Linked DNA regions of Mus musculus: all the other regions are linked to region 3. The links are chromatin loops, found by intact Hi-C in ENCODE. Cell type or tissue: gastrocnemius. All regions are shown on one strand. Region 1 has its middle 44 kb from the start of 1700007L15Rik. Region 2 has its middle 55 kb from the start of Snx4. Region 3 overlaps Heg1 (heart development protein with EGF-like domains 1). Region 4 overlaps Osbpl11 (oxysterol binding protein-like 11). Region 5 overlaps Slc12a8 (solute carrier family 12 (potassium/chloride transporters), member 8).

The links. Peaks named below come from ENCODE experiments on the same cell type or tissue, not always from the same donor. Only the 100,000 strongest peaks of a DNase experiment are listed, where the experiment ranks them.
Region 1: a loop joins it to region 3, with 2.1 times the contacts of the local background. A loop is called at or near these places in 3 of 42 quality-filtered maps.
Region 2: it touches region 3 in a loop (7-fold over the local background); 28 of 42 quality-filtered maps call a loop at or near these places.
Region 4: it touches region 3 in a loop (2.1-fold over the local background); 7 of 42 quality-filtered maps call a loop at or near these places.
Region 5: it touches region 3 in a loop (8-fold over the local background); 19 of 42 quality-filtered maps call a loop at or near these places.

What each region holds. Positions count from the first base shown.
Region 1 is chr16:33,335,080-33,339,079 of GRCm38, forward strand. No RefSeq gene overlaps it. Among named protein-coding and RNA genes, the nearest start is that of 1700007L15Rik, 44 kb to the right of the region's middle. In gastrocnemius, CTCF peaks have their summits at 2,223 (motif pointing right) and 2,423 (motif pointing right); DNase peaks (open chromatin) are centred at 2,323 and 3,358; H3K4me3 peaks cover 422 bases.
Region 2 is chr16:33,304,488-33,308,487 of GRCm38, forward strand. No RefSeq gene overlaps it. Among named protein-coding and RNA genes, the nearest start is that of Snx4, 55 kb to the left of the region's middle. In gastrocnemius, a CTCF peak has its summit at 2,258 (motif pointing right); DNase peaks (open chromatin) are centred at 2,257 and 3,449; H3K4me3 peaks cover 316 bases.
Region 3 is chr16:33,738,529-33,742,528 of GRCm38, forward strand. Heg1 (heart development protein with EGF-like domains 1) reads left to right here. Exons shown (of 15, transcript NM_175256.5): 9 at 35-195; 10 at 3,834-3,968. Among named protein-coding and RNA genes, the nearest start is that of Muc13, 54 kb to the right of the region's middle. In gastrocnemius, a CTCF peak has its summit at 1,504 (motif pointing left); DNase peaks (open chromatin) are centred at 209, 1,463, 2,085, 3,454 and 1 more place; H3K27ac peaks cover 2,575 bases.
Region 4 is chr16:33,191,598-33,195,597 of GRCm38, forward strand. The region is part of intron 1 of Osbpl11 (oxysterol binding protein-like 11); the gene reads left to right. Among named protein-coding and RNA genes, the nearest start is that of Osbpl11, 8.5 kb to the left of the region's middle. In gastrocnemius, a CTCF peak has its summit at 2,230 (motif pointing right); DNase peaks (open chromatin) are centred at 2,249 and 2,520; H3K4me3 peaks cover 664 bases; H3K27ac peaks cover 1,681 bases.
Region 5 is chr16:33,558,771-33,562,770 of GRCm38, forward strand. All of the region lies in intron 4 of Slc12a8 (solute carrier family 12 (potassium/chloride transporters), member 8), which reads left to right. Among named protein-coding and RNA genes, the nearest start is that of Slc12a8, 43 kb to the left of the region's middle. In gastrocnemius, no CTCF peak of the experiment used is centred here; a DNase peak (open chromatin) is centred at 1,658; H3K4me3 peaks cover 483 bases; H3K27ac peaks cover 2,892 bases.

The DNA of each region.
Region 1 (4,000 bases), 400 kb before region 3:
CGTCTCTCTGTTCTAACGGCTTGCGTTTGCTTAGGGACAGAGGGGCCTAGTGAATCTGATCAGTTTTAGGAACTTCCTGAAGCTTACAGGTGTTCACTTCTTAGCTTAATGAGCTTCCGTGTGTTTCACTTCCTTGTAAGCATCCTTTCTCACAGTGAGCTTCCCTCCAGGAGGAAAGGTTTTAATCTTGGAAGAAACTGCCACACAACACCACTTAAATAGAACTGGGTGAGTTAAACTGGGTCCTTTAAGATGCCCTCAAAGTAGCACCATGCTGCACCCATGCAGACACAAGCAATAAACCCTTTCTCTTAGCCAGGCATGGTGGCGCACTCCTTTAATCCCAGCACTCGGGAGGCAGAGGCAGCTGGATTTCTGGGTTCAAGGCCAGCCTGGTCTACAAAGTGAGTTCCAGGATATCCAGGTCTATATAGAGAAAGCCTGACTCGAAAAACCAAAAAACAAAACAAAACAAAACAAAACAAAACAAAACAAAAAAACAAAACCAAAAAAAACTCTCTCTTCTGGTTGAGCATTTCCTTCCTTCCTTCCTTCCTTCCTTCCTTCCTTCCTTCCTTCCTTTACTTTTGGTTTTTATTTCTCTGTGTAGCTGCCTGCCTCTGCCTCCCAAGTGCTGGGATTAAAGGCATGTGCCATCACTGCCTGACTCTTTGTTTTTTAAGATTTTTTAAATTATTATTATATATAAGTATGCTGTAGCTGTCTTCAGACCCACCAGAAGAGGGTGTTAGATCTCATTACGGATGGTTGTGAGCCACCATGTGGTTTCTAGGATTTGAACTCAGGACCTTCAGAAGAGCAGTCAGTGCTCTTAACCGCTGAGCCATCTCTCCAGCCCTGGGTGAGCATTTTGTTTTGTTTTGTTTTGCTTTCTTCCCCTTCTTGGTATAAGATGGTTTCCAGAGTCCTCACTACCTGGTTGTTCTCTCCAATCTGTCAGTGTGCATCTTAAAATCTGACACCCAGAACCAAACACTGGGTATGAAATATCAGATGCACCGGACCTGGCGGGGGAGGGTGTGTGTGTGCTTCTCTGTAATTAGAAAGGACGCCAATCCCAGGCTGGGTCAGTCCTGGGACAATGGCATGCGCTGAGGCAGACTGAGACGGTCTCACTCAAGGATAGGAAAACTATGTGGTCAGAGAAAAACAGCTAAGGGCTAGCACCAATTTGTAGCACCCAGAAATAGTTATGAATGCAGGTTTGCAATTTACTCCTTTAGTTTTCGTTAGGAAATATCATGAAAATGTGTGTGGTCTATTCAGGTATAGTCTCTGGAGGATAAAAAATGAGGAAGGCGACAGGAGGAAGGGAGATGGGGGGGAGGGGGACGGGGAGAGGAAGAAAGGGTGTGGGGAAGGAAGGGAGGGAGGGAGGGATGGAGGAGACTGGCCTTGCTGTGATGTTGGCTGAAAACTCAGAGGTTTCGATGTCAAACTAGAAATGATATAGAATCACTAGCTGGTCCCTAGCCAGAAGCTGGTAGAATATTCTAGAAGGCAGGCAGGGACTAAGAGCAATAGTGGGTGTTGGCTTTGGTCTCCTGATCCCCCTGCCTGGAACACTGGGAAGCAGGCTATGGGCTAAGGCGGTGCCCCCCACAAATGTAAGCGGTGGTTCTCTTAGCTCCCTCACTCCCTTGTTCTTGTCTTGCCCCAGAGAGACAGGGCTCTAAAGAATGCTCTAGAGCAGTGGTTCTCAACCTGTGGGTTGTGACCTTCATGGGGGTTGCCTATCAGATATTTATACTGTGATTTATAATTAGCCAAATTACAAAGTAGCAATGAAATAATTTTATGGTTGGGGGGTCACTACAACATGAGGAACTGTATGCAAGGGTCACAGCATTAGGAAGGCTGAGAACTACTGGCCTAGAGAGTGTCCTGTCTACACGGCATGGTGTCGGACACCTGAAACCCCCAGCACTTGGTAGGTGGAGCCAGAATGATCAGGGAGTTCAAAGCTACAAAGCAAGTTCTGGACCAGCCTGGGCCACATGAGACTCTGCCTTGAAAAAAAAAAAACAAAAACACAACAAAAAGAAACAAAGAAGAGGAGGAGGTTTGGTCTGGACAGAAACAAGACAGGGATTTCCAAGGGTAGTGGGTCTGCTTCAGCTCTGACCTTCAGCCAGAAGTGGCCAGTCAGTGCCAGTCCCACAGCAAGGACAAAAGTGAAGCTTCTGTGCCCTCCACCAGGAGGCAGGCAGCCTCGCAAACCAACGGTGATGTCATCATTTGGCTTGCTCTTCATTTCTGCAGTTTGAAAGCTGAACCTGGCGACTCTCCCTCTACGGTGAGGATGTGCATACCTTTCATTCAACAGACCAGGCTCCAGATGGAAGCTCAGGGGAGGGCCGCAGTCTCTGGAGGCCCGGGGTAGGGACTGGCCCACAGGAGGGCGCCCCTGAGCCCATTAAGCAACAACTACCAAGTCCATCTTTTGTTTGTTTATATTTGATCTCTAACACGTCACCATCTACAATGACTCTATAATACGAGATTTCCTGGTTTTGCGAGTGACTCGTAATCGATCAGGAAGCGTTTGTTCTAATTTCCCTCCAGGATCACTGTCTCCTGGAAATACTCTCCTAAATTTAAAAAGCGCAGACAAGAAAGGTAGGTGAACCGAAGGCAAAAGTGGTGCCGGGGGACGTTGTTTTGGTTTGGTTTGATTGTTTGTTTCTGAGCTACCTGAGTGTGCCGAGGTCATGAAACACTGTCTCAAAATCAGACGGAAGCAGGGTCTGTGGGAGGGCTCAGCCCACAAACGCCACCCTCAAGTCTGATGACCTGAGTTCAACCCCTACCCCCAGAACCCACAGCTAGAAGGCAAGAACCGGTTCCTGCAAGTTGGCCTCTGACCTCTATACACATGACATTCACCAGTTCTTGCCCACAAGCGCACATGCAAAATACAAAGTAGATATAACAGTACAAATTTTAAATCTTGCCTGGTGTGGTGGCGCATGCCTTTAATCCCAGCACTCAGGAGGCAGAAGCAGGCTGGTTTGAGTCCAGCCAGGTCTACAAAGCAAGTCCAGGACAGCTAGGGCTATTCCACAGAGAACCCATGTCTAGAAAAACAAAAACAACAAAAATTAAAATCACACAAACACAACAAAAGAAACCGCCATAGAGGACTTCCATCAAGGGCCAGTCACCTTTTGGAGGGGGAAAATACCACAGCAAGCTCAACCTATTATTTAAATCTGTACCCCTTATGTTGGGACTTGAACCTGTGCCCTTCATAAGCACCTTCCCACCTACCTACAGTCCTAACCTATACCAGGGTTTTAAACATACGAAGCTGGCATCTGGCCCAAGTGGATCCTTCCAATCTCTAATAGCTCCAACACGCGGCCTAAATACTGCCTGCTAAAATCCATATTATCTCAGTAATACCAGGTTCACCTTTGAGAGAAGGAGGCAGGCTTGCAAACAGACTCTGTGAGATGAGCATCGGCCCAGAGGAACAATGGTGTTTGAGGAGGAATTTAAATGTGCTGAGCATGTGGGCCTGTCCAGAGTCACAGGAAGCAAGATGTGTTTGTTCATTCATTCATGCATGTGCTTGTTTAACAAATATTTATTGAGGGCAACTCTGTGTCCACAGTGTCTGTTTGGCTTTCAGGTCCCTCGCTCTGTTGAGGGAGGGACAGCATATTTATTTATATTCTGCAAGGGGCAGGGTAGTCCTGGTTAAGACGGCACATTCCCTCTGAAATTTCATGAGCTCTTAGCAGCCTCCATGTGTACAAATGCAGGCAGGAAACGCATGCATGGGTGTGATTAGATGACCCGAATACAGGCTTGCTCAGTGTTCCCACTCTATATTCAAGTGTCTCCATCTCTCTGTTTTTAAAAAGATTTAATTTATCTTTACTTGTGTGTGTAGCTCACATGTGAGTACAATTGTCTTCAGAAACTAGGAGTGTTTGACCCCCCAGAGCTGAAGTTGCAGGCAGTGTGAGTTCCC
Region 2 (4,000 bases), 430 kb before region 3:
AAAAGCCTTTCCATAATCAACATTAACCAATTCCTGGCCCAACGCCTCTTTTTGTTTGTTTTGAAATAGGGTCTTTCTGTGCAGCCCAGGCTGGCCTCAAACCCAGAGATTCTCCTGATTGTGCCTCCGGAGTGCTGAGGGTACAGGTTTGTATGCATCACCACTTCCGGCCCAACCACCTTTTAACACTGTTGCATTGGGGGTTAACATCCAAGCACACAAACTTGGGGCACCACAGCATCGGCTTCTCATTGCTTCAGGCTTTTGGAAAGGCCACTTCGATTGCCTGACTTGGCTCAGCTTCGGTCCCCTCCTGTGCCTAGACGTACGGTCTCCCCCATTACCTCCTCTGGGAGAGCTTCCCTATGCTTCTGTTCAGAAACACCATGGCCTGAAACTGCTGAAGCTCCCCTGGAGAGGACGCAGCCTGAAGTGCTTGAAATGGCTGGCTTGTAAGTATGGAAAGAGCTCAGAGGATCAAATCCTGGTATGCATTAAGGATAGCTATAGGGACCAGGGGTCAGTGCACCCTGTGGGCCACTATGGAAGCCTCTAAACTGGAGTCCAAGTATTTTCCTTATTGTAATCTGTTTTGTTCTCCCTCATCTATCAAGTATAGTGTAGATGTGTCAGAATCTCCCGCATCATTAGATGTGGTGCACATCTGTCATATTAGGAGTTAGGGGGCTGGAATAGAAGGATCAGCAAGCAATTTGAGTCCAGCCTGGGCTACACTGTGGGACTCTGTCTCAACAAATAGTGCTTCTCTTCTACAGCAACACCCAGCTGCCTAATTTCTCGTTTTCTTTTCTCCATTTTAACCTACCTTAAAGGTATATGTCCTTTGCTTTCTGTTGCTGTGATACAAGCATCTTGGGAATAATAGGTTTATTTGGCTTACAGGTGTCAATCCATCAAGGGAGCTCAAGGTAGGAACTGAAGTGGAGACCATGGAGGAACACTGGCTTTCCCACAGGAGCACTTCAGCTGACATTTCTTATACAGCCCAGGCTGCTACCCAGAGAAGGCACCGCTCACAATGGGCTGGGCCTTCCCGCATCAATTAGCAGTCAAGACAATGCTCCCAAAACATATCCATACGCCAGTCTGATGGAGGCAGTTCTTGAACTGGGGTTTCCGCCTCCCTGGCATGTCCAGTTGGCAACCATAGCCATGCTCCCTCCCTGAATCTTGGTCAGTGAACTCTGGGGTTCACCGGTTACTTCCTCCTCAGTGATGGGATGGGATCCTCAGTGTGCCCAGCTTTTGGGGTGGATTCTTTGGCCCTTGTGTCTGTGTGGCAAGCGCATTAGCGACAACTACCTCTGCACCCCTTATTTTTGTCAGCATCTTGTGTAGCCCAGGTTAGCAAACTCCAAGTCTTCCCATCTCAGCCTTCAAGTTTACAAGCATTACAGATGTGTGCCACCATGCTCAATTCATTTATAGATTTATAAAATTGGAATCTTCAGCTGTCTTCTGCTGAGTCATTCATTCTTAAAATCTTGCAGTGTTTTTGACTTAGTGCCCCCTTGTGCCGCCATCCAGGCAGCCCTCTCCCAGTCCTTGGGCTCCTGGCTGACTTTCTCTTTATTTGTTAAATATCACTTGCTAGATTTACCCACACCCCTCCTGATCGGGCTCTCTCTCTCACCTCTGGTCCACAGTGCCTGACCAACGTAGACTTAGGTTGTGCCTGACAATGTAGTGCCTGTCTGTAATATCACTGGGGTCAGTGACAGAAACCATGAGACCAGGAATCTATAAAAAAACATCTGGGAGGGGCTGGAGAGATGGCTCGACAGTAAAGAGCACTGGTTGCTCTTCCAGAGGACATGAGTTCAACTCTGAGCACCCATGTGGCAGCTTATAACTGTCTATAACTCCAGTTCCAGAAGATCTGACACCCTTATGCCAACATACATGCACATAAAACACCAATGCACATTAAATAAACAGACTAATAATAATACTTAATAATAATAAACAGTTGGAAACCACTCCGTGAGAGCAAGTTCTCCACCAAGACATTGAATAATTACAGGACACTAGGCATTTGATGGTCATTGGTTCTTTTGATTGTGACAATCTCCTGCCCCCATATAGAGAACTTTCTATTTTAGTATGTAGAAATTAGAATTTAGAGTAAACCTCGGTCAGGCTGGCTACCTCACTTATAGGCAGTCCCTGAACTCTAGCCCAGGGAAGGAACTCTGGTGGCTGTCCCATATGGCCAGCCCTGCACTCTAGGAGTGTGCCACTAGGTGGCAGCAAAGCTAACGGACCCAGGAGAAACCTCTGGTTGAAACTGGTTTTTGTTTTATAAAAGTAGCACGGACTTTTATTGATGTGACTAAAACTAGATTATTCAACAAAATAAACATTAACCAAGCAGGCACAGTCCATGTGGTAAAAGGGCAATAAAGTAAACAGACCTTTAAACTTGGACCTTTCTACCTACATTTTGGCAATGTAATTACTCAGAGGAGACTGTCTTCTGGGGACTCACCAGGCTTGGATGATACCTCACTGTCCTACGCAGTGAAGCCTTTTGAGGGGGAGTTGAGCTTGCCTGTCCTCTAAGGAGGGCTTCCAGGGAGAATCCAGGTGCTCTACCACTGAGCCACACATCCTAACCCAGTCCTTCTGAGAATAGGATTTGTCATGTTGTCCAGGCTGGGAATATACCCGAATGCCTCCAAAAACTATTTCAAAAAGAGAAATACACACTCCACTTGGGAGAATGAAGAGATGAGAAGTTTTCACACTTTTAGATTAGAAAGATGGTATAGTATGTCCTTGTGTTTTTGTCTTGGATATTTTTGTTGTTGTTATTTTATTGGGTTCTTATACCTACCACACTTCCAGTCCTTATTCCACCTTAATGCCTTCCATCCTCCCACCGCAACACTAGGTAAGAAAGAGGTTTAGAAGGGAAAGGTATAGACCTCTTTATACTACTTCCTGCTGACTAGGGGCATTGGGTTCCGTGGCAAATCCAATCTCTATCTTCAGGACATCTCCAACCAGCAATCCAGCAATAGCAAGTGCAGCAGAGCCCAGGAGGAAGCAGGAGGAACCAGAAGCAGCCTCCACACGCGTGCTCAGGGCTCTCGCATTTATACCCTCTCAAGAGTCGCCAGAATTCCAAATATAAACAATTTTTTAGCTGGCAAAGATCACACCCCTCCTAGAATATGAAAAAAAAATCACAGCAGCTGTGGACAAACTAAAGGAACCTCTATCCCACACCTGAGATTAAAACAAAAACATGCACATAGCATAACTGGGTTTTTTTTTTTTTTAAGAAACCAAGATTCACCATATATTCTTCAACACACACACATCATGAAGGACTTAAAAGGTTGTTTTTCTGCTTGCCTCTGCTGACAAAGCAGTTGGCACGGAGCCAGACCATACCCACTCAAGCCTCGAGGACAGGGTACTTGGGACTGGCACACAGACATCTCTCTTCACATGGTCAGCCTACGAGCAGCCCGGCCCCACACTCAGTGTTTTGCGGACAGAGATCTTTGAACTCACAGCATGGGTTGGTCACTGGCAGGTGCCGGTCTCATCGTGCTTGTCTGTCTACTCCACAGCCAGAGGAGAAGCTTCAGGCCCCAGACATCACTGTAAAGCTGGAGGCTGCTCCTCCCTGCAGCTGCCAGCACAAGTCAAATATGGCCTAGTGGTCCACAAGTGCCAGTCGCTCGGCTGGCATCAGCTCTCCCCTGAGCCATGGCCACCCCTGCTCTCTTCACATCCTAGTCCAGAACCTGACAGTCTGGGGATGGTGGCCCATGCCTCTGATACCAGCCCCTGAGAAGCTGAACAAGAGAGGCTATGTGACTTTGAGGCCATCCTGAACTACGTAGTACCAGGCTAACCCAGGCAACAACATCACAAGAGCCATGCATTTTCTGTGTTCCTAGCAGGGCCTCTCATTTCCTTGAGAAAGCAACCCCATTTCCCCAGAAGTTGTGAGAAAGCTTGAGGC
Region 3 (4,000 bases):
AAGTCAGTTAAGGCCTTGCTAACTTTGCCCACAGGGAGCCCAGTACAGTTTTCATCTCACTGAAAACCACCTTTGCCCTGGCCTCCAATGTGACACTGTTTGACCTGGCAGACAGGATCCAGAAATATGTCAACTCCTGCAGGTCCTCTGCTGAAGTCTGCCAGCTCTTGGGGTCTCAGAGGCGGGTCTTTCGAGGTAAGATGGGAGTCCTCTAGGGGGGGAAACCTGCTCTTGCAGGTAGGCATAGACTTAGAGATGGGAGGTTTGGGGACTCAGGCCCAGAAAAGCTCCTTCACAGAGCTTGTCTTTAGAAGTTATAAGCACAAGCCTTCATGACACTCAGTGCACACATCTGTCTACACATGGCCTTTTACAGCATCAGCTCCTTGGTATCTGGCTCCTTCTTTTCTTCTATACAGTGCCAGGGTGAGAGGAAGATATTACAGGAGCTGAAGGAACCAAAAGCTGTTACTCCCGCTTCCTGGGGAGACAGAAAGTGACATATAGAGTCTGTCAAGTTGCCAATGATCCAACAATCTTTATATGGTGATGACTAAGAAAAAACAAAGAGCTATGCTCATGCAGTATTACCTATCTTTTGTTTGTTTTCTATCATAAAACCATAGAATGACTAAGAGGGAGCATGGCAGGATGCTCCCAGGAGTGCCGTAATGACAGGACTCTCCCTTCCTTTGTTCTTGTTTGGTCGGAGGCTCTTGCCCTGTGTTGGGGTAAGGCCAATGAGAAAGGTGACTCAGGACAAGTCTGGAAGACAGACTTGCGTCTTTCAGGGATAGTTTTATAGCTGGGAGAAGAACACTTTGCTGGAATGAGAACCGCCCCTAGACACAGTGGGCTAGTCCCTCTTGGTGATCAAAGTGTACTCTGGTTAGCTCATTGGACCAGTGGTTGAGGTCTGGCAAAGGAAGGAGAGCTTAGGCTAAGTCTCCCCCATCTGGCATCCAGATGTTAGACATAAATTGAAGGTATCAGGTTTTGGTGCCATATCCGCTGGTTAGTCTAGGCCATTCCCAGTGGGTCAGGATGTTGTAACTGCTGGTCCAGAGCTTTCCTCGAGTGAACAGTTGCACTGCAGAGCTTGGGAGCTGATGCTTTCACCCTGAGATAGGCTCTGGGGGGCTGGCTACTTAGTAACTGGGGGGAAATGAGCTGAACATAACAGAGTTGGAGTGTTTTTGTTCAAAGTTCATGCCCTGTTCTAGGGTGCTGGATACTTTGAGGCTCTCTGGTTGTATGGTTTTGTTTCTCATGCCCAGGGCTCCAGGGTACTATTTTTCCTCCCAGTGAGGTAGGCACCCTTCAGTTTGCTAACCATTTCTAGACTGCATTTGGCGTGGTCAGCATTGGACCAAGGTACTTTTCTGTTGCCAGCTTGTGCATCTGTGCTTTGCAGATCAAGTTGGCAAGATTGTGTGGATGCGCAAGAGCCTGCCCTAGCAGGAGTGCTCGCTCACCCAGCTGCTTTGCTTGGACTGCCCCCATGTGGCCTATAGAAAGACTCTTGTCCCCATGAGGAGGCCATCCTCACTGTGTTCCCTTCCAGTCCCTTGAGCATAAAGACAGCCATGCCTAGTAGCCAAAATTGGACTCACATCTGTTTTTCCTCCAGATCTTCTCTAGGTTTTGCCAAAGGATCCAGCTCTGGCTCTTGGTAATTTTTCTGGAGCTAGAGAGGAGGCTAGACCAGCAGGTGCTGCACACCTTTGGGTTTCTAGCATCCGGGCAGCACTAGGATGCTCTGGACATTGCCGCTGGCGAGAAGGGCTTTGTCCCCTCAGTTCAGAGAATGTCCATCTCCCTCCTTTCAAAGCCCTTTAGTCCTCATGGTCTCCTGGGATTTAGAGACTTTGGAAATCCCCCCTCATGGCCTCAGCCTTGGCTTACTGAGTACTCATTGTCTATCTTGACGGATGTTATGCCCAGGAAAGACCATGGGAACGGTGAATGCAGAAGACTCACATCACCAAGGATCGATTTAAGTGAGATTCTGCATGGTCCTTTTGGGTGGCTTTATGAGACACGTTCATTGAGAAAGCCACTCCTCATTGGAGGGGCGGGGCCTGCCCTCCCTGTTCAAGCAGAAATCTGGCAGCAGGCAGGAACTGGTTGCTTTTGGCAATGAATATTCGTTAGCAGCCTAGATCAGTGGGCAGGATGGAAGGAGAACTTAACATTGACTTCCAGAAAATACCCAATCAGAGTGGGATTTCCCAGCCTAGGATGGCCTGGATACTCCTTATACTTGGAGGTGTTTTTCTCTGCTAAGTCTCATTGACTGGCAAAGCCTTCAGAGAAGTCAGATGTGAGGTGCCGGAAGCTGAGTTCCTCCCTGGTGCCAGCTTTGCAAAGTTTGCCTGGTGAGATTTTTCCGTTTAAACATTTCCCCTTAAATACAAACTTTTTTTTAAAAACAATAAACAAAGGAGCCCAGATTTAACATGTCAGCTTCCACTGATAAAGGCAGGAAATTCAATTCAGCACTGGGAAATGAAGCTGTGCCCTAATTCACCCGGCTAGACAGTCAGTCTCAGTTCTCGGGACCCTCAAGAGGGATGGATGCTGGGAATTCCACACGGGGCCCATCAAGCCCTGGTGTCAGCTCCCATCACCAGAATTTGCCCAGGCAAGGGTTAATTTTGCAGAATTAACAGGCACCTTCTGAAGAGCCTGGGGCCTTTTCTTTGACAATGCCTACAAAATTAGCACCCAATTTTCATTGTACAATGCTCAGACTCTTCCCATCCCCCTGCCACTCTCCTCCTGGGTTCAACTTGCTTTTGACCCCCCAACAGCAGAAGCACACATCTGCCATGTGAGGATAAGTTATTAGCCGCTGTCATGTTGGTTTCATAGTTCTGTTCTCCCTGTGCGCCCACTGACGTGTATCTTGGGTGGTAAAATGTACTCTTCATTATCTTGGCCGTATTAAAACCTCCCAGAGGACTATGTGCCCAGCAGTGAATGCTTTTTGATACGAATAAGCTGATTCTTTATCAACCATGAGATGAATAAAGCCCCCAAATGAACACAAAACCAGCCTTAAAACTGGGTTCTTTCCTCGTCTGCCTGTTTCTCCTGGTGATGGTGTAGCGACTGATCAGGCCAGTAGGACTTCCCCACCCCCACCCCCACCCCCACCCCCACCCCCACCCCAGCACATGCTCACCTACTGGTCTCTGTGCTGCAGATCCAGTGCTGAATAAACCTTCCTAACACTGTAGTGGGGAGACAAACAGACAGACAGACAGACAGACAGACAGACAGCTTCCTGCCAACCCTGGGGAATCAGATTACCATACAAACCTCGTTCTATAATAAGCCTCCAAAAGGCAACACACTGAGAGCAAAGCAAGCTGCCTTACCACAGAGTGGTCCTGGGCCCCTAGGACACAGAGCCCGGACATGTTTCCACTTGAGACTGGTCTGACTGTATTGGTTGGTTTGGGTCCAAGCTCCTGACTTCCTAAGAACATGGTCACATTTTCTGGGTTTGTTCCAGCCCCACCCCCCACCTCCCTTACTCCCAGTCCTTAAACGTGAAGGTACAGAATACACCAGGCTGCATTTGTAGGTTGGGCAGCGCCCTTTCCTTCCTCAGTTTGGTTTCTCCATAGGGAATGCTTGTGAATATTTATTTACTGGCGGTGACCAGGGAACAAGAGGTAGAGACTGTGTAGGGCCTCAGAGGACTATGGTTCCAAGAAGACTCTGGGAAACTCTCCCCTGAGCCTATTGAAATAGCAAGTTCATGCGTCATAAGGTGTGAAGAAGAGGTTTGGTTTGGTCTCACTGCCTTGTTTTTCACATCCCAGCGGGCAGCTTGTGTAAGCGGAAGAGTCCAGAATGTGACAAAGAGACCTCCATCTGCACCGACCTGGATGGTGTCGCGCTCTGTCAGTGCAAGTCTGGCTACTTCCAGTTCAACAAGATGGATCACTCTTGCCGAGGTAACTTCGGGTCCCCAGCAGTTGCGTGGCAC
Region 4 (4,000 bases), 550 kb before region 3:
AGGGACTGCCTCTCCAAACTTTAAACACTTCAAACCTTGTGTTTTTGGCTTTCTACCTGCTAACGACAGCTAGCTAAAAGGCAGGTCTCTTTTCTGCATTAGCAAGCAGTTTTGCTTTTCAGAGGAAGGGCTGGCGGAAGCCTTGGAATGTGCCTCTGTCTTCTAGGCTGCTGTTACACAGCCTTGAAAACAACTATGGAGCAAAGGGCAGCCAGTCCCTCTGCTCACTGCTTCCTTGGAAGACAGATCATGTGTGCCATTGCTTACATCTTTTTATTGTGATGAAATTTAAGTCTTATGTGATGAAACAAAGTCTTATTTGGCAGAGTCAGTAGTACAGCTTGCTGCTTTTTGATAAGACTTGTGTTCTAGCCAGGCCTTGAAGTTCTGCCCTTTAACACACTCTGTCTTGGGTGTAGGTGTTGCTTGCCCTCTTTGTGACCGGTGTGCTGCTATTGCCCTGAGGACTGAAGTCAGTGTGTCCATTCCTGCACAGGAGTCGGCCATTTCCCTATGAAATTGTAGCCTGTTAATTTGCTAGCTTGTGAATAGGGCAATCCTGAGACCCTTTGTAGTTCTAGTAGAATATCTACTGGAGAATACTACAATAATGAAAATGATCAGTTTGGGTGCTGGAACAAACCAGTGGCTTTTTCTCTCTCACGCTGTCCCTTTCTCATTTCACATCTACTCAGTCAGCAGGTCCTGTCACCCCAGCCCTGTTACCATAGCCTCCTGTACTCTGTTTGATGAGATATTCTTTTTAGACAGATATAATACATAGTCTCTGGTTTGTAGCTCCTAGATTGTGTATAGATACATAAAATAGATGCATGTGACTGTGATGTGAAAGTAGATGCAACACTGCCCAGTGGGACAAAGGGGACTGATGGGAGGGAGGGGCATGGAGAGAGGGAGCTCATACACACTGGACACTTGAAGGAAAACTTGAAAAGGCAAAGAAGAAAGGTCTTTAAACAACATACTCCTGTTGTTATGTGCTCCAGTGCCAGAGACCCGTACTGCTGTTTTCTCTGTGTGACGTTTTTCTCCTGGGGAATTTCTCTTACTTTTCAGTGGGTTTTCAGAGTGCTTTGTAATAATCCCTTTCCCTCCCTCCCTCCCTCCCTCCCTCCCTTTCTTGTTTCTTTTTCCTGTTTGTTTGTTTGTTTGTTTGTTTGTTTGAAACAGATTCACTCTGTGTAGCCCTGGCTGTCCTGGAATTTGCTGTGTAGATCAGGGTGGCCTCAAACCCAGAGATCTGTCTACCTCTGCCTTCCAAGTGCTGATACTAAAGAGGCAATCCACCACTGCCTGGGAGTCGCTTGTTCTTAACTGAAAGGATCTGAAAGTGTTTAAAGCAAGGTTGATTTTAAACATTTTATGTAACTTAAGTCTGATAAAGGTTAATGGTTGGAGCCTAACACCTGTGACACCACCCCTTAGGGAGTTAAGGCTTGAGAAGTTCAGGGCTAGCCTAGGAGGTAGGTAGGTAGGGTGTGTGTGTGTGTGTGTATCTGTCTGTCTGTGAATGTGTATATAGCAAGACTATCAAACAAACAAAAAGAAGTAAGTATGGAGTAATAATGGAATTTGGGAATTGAAACAATCTAGGAGGAGTGTCAGACTAAATGTATTAATACCACTGGGCAGACAGCCAATTGTGAACCACCCAACATGGGTGCTAGGAAGAGAACTCAGGGCCCCTGGAAGAGCAACCACCAAGCCCCTTCACCAACTATTTCCCTAGACAGCTTCCAGGACGAATTCCAAGGAGATGATACTTTGAAATATCAGAAATATATCCAATTTGTGGGCAGTGGTATTACTGAAGATAACTTCTTCATAGCTTAGTTTCCAGTGTCTTGTTTTTAATCACCTGATTCATGGAACATGAAATATCATGATAAAATGAGGTATGTAATGTTTTCCTCAATTAGCAACCAGATTGTCTTAATATTAAAATGTTTATTAAGATCTGCAAAAATGTATACACTTCTAAAGAGTAGAGCGTGAGGTAGAAGGTTACACACACTCAGACACAGGCTTCCGTCAGAAACTTGGTCAGCAGTGTTTCAGGCTGAGAGCTTTCAGATTTTGGTGTATGTATGGTGGGAATTAGAACTTGGGATAGTTGGATTAGGGGATGCTAGCTTGCATTGAAACCAGTCTGGGCTATAGCATACCCACAGCTCCCAAAGCAAAACATTGAGTCTCACAGCATCTTCTCATGGCCAGCAGGTGGCACAGTCTTCCCACATCAAACAGTTGTGCTAACTAGTTATTGGACAGAGAAGGGGAGAGATGAAAGAGAGCCCGCGATTGTCCATGCCAAAGGATAATAGTGCTCAAGTTGTTTCTGTACAGTCTGGGGGCTGGTGTTTCATATATCAAGACAAGCAGTAGTCTACACTTATTTGAGTCTTGTTCTTCTGTTGCTGTTTTGAGACAGGGTCTCTTTTTTATGTAGCCCAGGTTGGCTTTGAACTCATTCATATACCTGCCTTAACCTTCCAAAGGCTAGGACTTCTGGCAGGTTGCCACCATGCCCAGCTTGAATCTGCTTCTTATGAGACTGGATTTATGCTGTTATTAAGTCAATCACCATCAGCATCTTTCTTGTAATTTTTATGAGAAACCTAAACCTTTCTTTGAGACTGTAGTTTTATTTATCTCTGGCCTGGTAGCTGACCATGAACTCCTGATTCTTTTGCCTCTTGAGTTCAGGGATCACAGGTATGTGCTAGTATGCCTTATTTAAAATTAACTTTTTTATATGTATTCACCAATAAAGAATTCATAACATTAGAACACAAATCACTATATTGTGATTACTGTTGGCTATTAAGTGACTGGTACAGTAACTTGCAAATGAGGAATACCATTAGTAAGAAAGGAAAAGTGGTGACTGAATAGAGGCCATGTGGGTTCGTGAAGGTCAGTGACAGGTGACTTCCTCCATCACCCTCTACCTTTGTCTTTTAAATATAAACACACACACACACATTTAGTGTGTCTGTGTATACATGCACAAAGCATGAGTATGTGCCATGTATGTGTGTGTGTGTGGAAGTCAGAGGACAACTTGCAGGAGTGACCTGTTTCCTTCTCCAGTGTAGGCTCCTAGCTGGAAATCCTATCATTAGATTTGTTGGCCAGTGCCTTTCTGTGCTGAGCCAGGTCTCCAGCCCTTTACCTCATTTCTGGGATGGTCTGTCACTGAACCTGGAGCTCACCAGTTGGCTAGACTGTCTGTCTAGTGAAGCCCGGGATGACTTCCCATTTCTTTCCAGCACTGAGATTAAAGGCATGCAATTGCGATTTTTTTTTTTAATGTCAGCTAAGGATCTGAATTCAGGTCTTATACTTGCACATGCAAGCCCTTTGCCCACTGAACCATATCTTCTGACCCCCTTTGATGGCTTTAACATGTCTATGCTTTTCTTAAGGTGGTTAGTATAGTAATATTTTTTTGGGGGGGAGGGGGGTTCAAGGCAGGGTTTCTCTGTATAGCCCTGGGGCTGTCCTGGAACTTACTTTGTAGACCAGTCTGGCCTCGAACTCAGAAATCCGCCTGCCGCTACCTCCCGAGTGCTGGGATTAAAGGCGTGCGCCACCACGCCCAGCTGTATAGTAAGATTTTAGGAAAGTTTTTCCCCATAATCCACTAGATATGGAGATAACCTCCCTAGATAACCCTAGAAGTCCAGTTCTTGCAGGACATGCTCAGCTGCAGTGCTTTTATGACATGCCACCAGGCAGGGGAGGACACCTTCCAGAGACAAGGCTTGGTGTGGAGAACTCAGACTAAGAAATGACTTTCCAAATGGTGAATTATGGACACCTTGATCCTTTGAGGAAATAATTTCTGTTGTGTTCTGCCTGGGGCTTTGCAGGGTTAATGCAGAGTACAACACTCAGGTTATAGGGCTACAGGACTGGACAAAAGAGTAAGTCTCATGGACAGAAACGGTTCAGGGAAAGCAGACTATATATATGC
Region 5 (4,000 bases), 180 kb before region 3:
AAATAAGTCCTTTGCTCTCTTCTTGGTCTTCCTAGTCCTCATATGGTCAGGGGAGCGTGGAACTCAGTTCCCTGCTGTCAGTGATCAGGGGAGCACAGAGCTCAGTTCTCTACTGTTGGTGATCAGGGGAGCACGAAGCTCAGTTCTCTGCTGTCAGTGAGTACTCTGGGATTTCTTCATCATCACCGTTGCCCTGCTTCATCTGCCTCCCTAGAGTTCTCCAACCCAGCTTCCATATTGCCAGTTCCCATGGTCTACACACCATCTCAAATTAAAGTCAAACACCCTCTGGCCCTTCATTCATTATCTCCATTTTTCTACTTTTAAAAGTTAGGATTAATCTAATTATCTCTTAAAAGTAGAATTGTCTTTTCTTCACTGACAAGTTCTTATGTGTGAGTAATATATCTTGGTCATATCCACCCCCAAGACCCCTTCTAACAACCCTGAGACATCCCCGACACATCTTCCTCCCACCCTCACATCCGCTCTGGCTTCTGTATTGCTTTGGCAGCCCACTGAAGCCAGTTGTTACTTTCTGTTGAGTGGTGACTCCTGACTGTGTTGGCCTGGTCTTCTGCCGGTGGCCATAGCTGCTGTGGGTTCCCGAGTGTATTGATCGTGGCATGTCCAGAGGACAGTGCCCACAGTGCTCCTCCCCACCCACAGTACTCCTCTACACTCACAGTGCTCCTCCACACTCACAGTGCTCCTCCCCACCCACAGTGCTCCTCCACACTCACAGTGCTCCTCCCCACCCACAGTGCTCCTCCACACTCACAGTGCTCCTCCCCACCCACAGTGCTCCTCCCCACACCTGGGGCCTTCAATTCTTTCTGCCTCATCTGAGATGGTGTCTCAGCCTTGAGGGTGGGATGGAGGTCACATAGCTGTCCCATTTAGAACCGAGGACTCACTCAGTCATCAGTTCAGTCTCTTTGACCAGTTATGCGTCTCTGACCAAGATTACAGGGAGCACTGGTCTATATGTGTCACTATTTAGAAAGAAGCCTGACAATATGTCCACTTAGCAAAACCACACTGTGACAGATGCTGGGCAGGGTTGCTTCCCACCTCAGAGACGCAGAAGCAGCAGTCTGGAGAGAGGAGTAATTTCTAGGAACCCAGGCTTCTGCGGTCAGCCCCTTGCTGGTCTAGCAGAGAGGCAAAAATCTGAGTTATCAGACTTAGGTTCCTGTGTAAGGCCTATGCCCTAAGGCATGGACTTTTGCCTAGGTTTATAGTATATACGTGAGCTCTGTCCTGTGGAGCAGGGTGAACACGAACATTCTGGCTGCTCCTCTGGAGTGTGAAGTCAGCCCACATGGTGGCTAAGAAGGACAAGGCTTGGATCTTTCAGAATTGCTCAGCACTGGCTTACAGAGACAGGCAGTACATATTTGCATGGAGAGAGCCCACGAGGAAAGGTAGCCAGACTGCATGGCCTTTTTTGTCCCTGCAGGAGCGGTCGGCTAGTCTGTAGCCGCCATAAGGGAGGCCTCCATGCCCTTACTGTGAGACCCCTGTCTTGCACCCCATTTTTAGCACCCTGCTTCAGTCCTGGAACGGGAACAGGGGCCAGGTTACCACTGTGGCATTACCTTCCCAACCAGCTCCTGCCCCTTGTGGTGGACACCAACGCTGCAGGCTTTGTCTCCAAGTGGTTTCCAGGCTGTGGGGCAAGGCCTGCCTGGAGGGCCGGCCTTGCAGTGCCCTCCGTGGCCTCTGTGTGGAGTTGCAGTCTGTGTTCTCTCGGGACCTCTGGGCAGGATACCTCGCCCCAGGGCAGCTCACTCAGCCCTTCTCCCTTCCACAGTCCTAGGAGGAAACACCCACTCCTGTGTGTGGATTGCTTCTCCAGAGCTGGTGTTTATGTTTTTGTTCACCAAGGACTGTCATGCACACACTCTCAAGTGACACTGGACAGGGCTGGGCAGGGTTACTTGAGAGATGCCGAAACAGCAGCCGGGAGAGGGGACGTTGGTTCTGAGAGCGCCGCTGTGCAGCTAGCTCCCAGCTGGTCCAGCAGAGAGAGGCAAAGTCTGGGAGTAGGCAGAGAACTATTTCAATGAGGGCCTGACTTTCATTCCAGCCTTGGTCCCCATGGCCCTGCCTGCCCCTAGCAGTGCTGGCAGAGTCCGAGGGAAGCAGGGAACACCCTAAGCTCTGGTTCAATGCTAGACCTCTGTCCACCTGTATTTTCAAACTGCATGGGGTTGGGGATCCCTGCCCGGTGTCCTCTGCTCCTACAGGCTTCCGCATGGCCTTCTTCAGAGATGGGCAGTGAGGTGTAGTGTGGGACAAAGACTATGGGTCCCAGTGTTCTGCTCCCAGAAACCTGGGGATAGAAAGTCCCCTAACCCATTGGTCTGGAGTGTGCTGAGAGCATAGCGCCCATCTTTGTTCCAAACCTCTCACTTGACTGGTGCTCAGCCAAGGCTTGAACTCACAGATCTTTGCTGTGTGTGTGTGTACATATGTACGTATTTGAGGAACCGGGGAGAGGGACACTCTATATGTATTATCCTAGTCACCCTTGAAACACCTAGTGGGGGCCGTGAGGTAACAATGCCCACTTTATAGACAAGGGAGTGGAGACTCCAAAGAGCTGGTCCAATTTTCCTAGATTGTGTAGTAAGTGGCTTGGCTAGTATGACCTCAGAGGCGCCATGTGCCATCAGGTAGAGGTAGGGTCTCTATACTGCTTCCATTCTTTCAGATCAAGAGGGTCTGAGAGCCTGAGTTCTCAGCCAGCCTTCTCTTGTGGGGGTCAGATGGTCAGAGCCAAGCCCCTAGAGGGGTAAACAAGAGATGAAATAGAAGCCTGTGAACAACACCAGGCAGGGTGGTGACAAAGACATGCTCTCCCAGTGCCACTAGGAACTGAGATCTCGGACAAGCTCAGCCAACAAGTGCTAGATTCAGGTCCAAAGTCCGGCAGGTTTATTGTCAGGCCACCGAGGTCACTCCCCACGTAGCCTGCCTCTCACCCCTGGGTTCTCCAGCAGCTGCCTTCTTCCTGGAAGGCGGGGTGATACAGCAGGTGGCTCCACACTGGTCCTCTGCATTGAGCCCGAGGGCAGTCCCACCTCAGCGTGGGTGAGCATTTCTGCCATTCCTTAGCATAGTTCCCTGACAAAGATGCCAGCTGAGAGTGGGCAAGGAGCACAGCTGGGTCAGGGTAGCAAGCCTGCGGGATCTGAGGCCGCGGTAGAAGGGGCATGGTGAATAGCCTTTATTTTTGAGACAGCATCTCATTGTGTAACTCTAGCTGGGTCTGGATTAACACTATGTAGATCAGGCTAACTTTGTACTCAGAGATCTACCTGCCTCTGCTTCTGCCTCTGAGTGCTGGGATTAAAGGTGTACCACCAAGATGTTTTTATTATTATTATTATTATTATTATTATTATTATCATCATCATCATCATCATTATCCTATCTTCTGTTTCTCTTTTATCTCTCCCCATACTTGACTTGCCTCCCTTTCTGGTTTCCTTCCCTTCTCTCTTTCCTTCTATCTTCATGATTGGATCCTTGAAATGAACCAGTGTATGGGAGTTTTTGGCCTAGCCCAGATCATTCATTCCTATTGCTGTCCTAAATCCTCTTGGTACCCTTTTACCACTAAATATATATGTTAGTGTGTTTAGCCGAAGATGTGACCCCTGTGACCCCTGTGGACAAAGGTAATGAGCAGCATTTGGGTGACTTGGAAGCAGGCATTGCGGATGATTTAGACTTGAGGAGTGTGGTCATTCATTTATATTGGATCTCAGCAGATGCCATTCACCACGGAGGGCTAGTGTGACAAGTTCTTGTTATAGACACTGGGACAGAATCTGGAAGCTCATGGATGCTCAGGGAGAGATGAAGTTGGGCCTGCCTGGATGCCCTTACCTGGTCCCTCTCTTCAGAACCCTCATTTGCTTTGACAGTGATCTGAGGCACACGGCTGGGATGTCATAGTGGGACTGAGGCTTCAGAAGAGTCCCAGTTG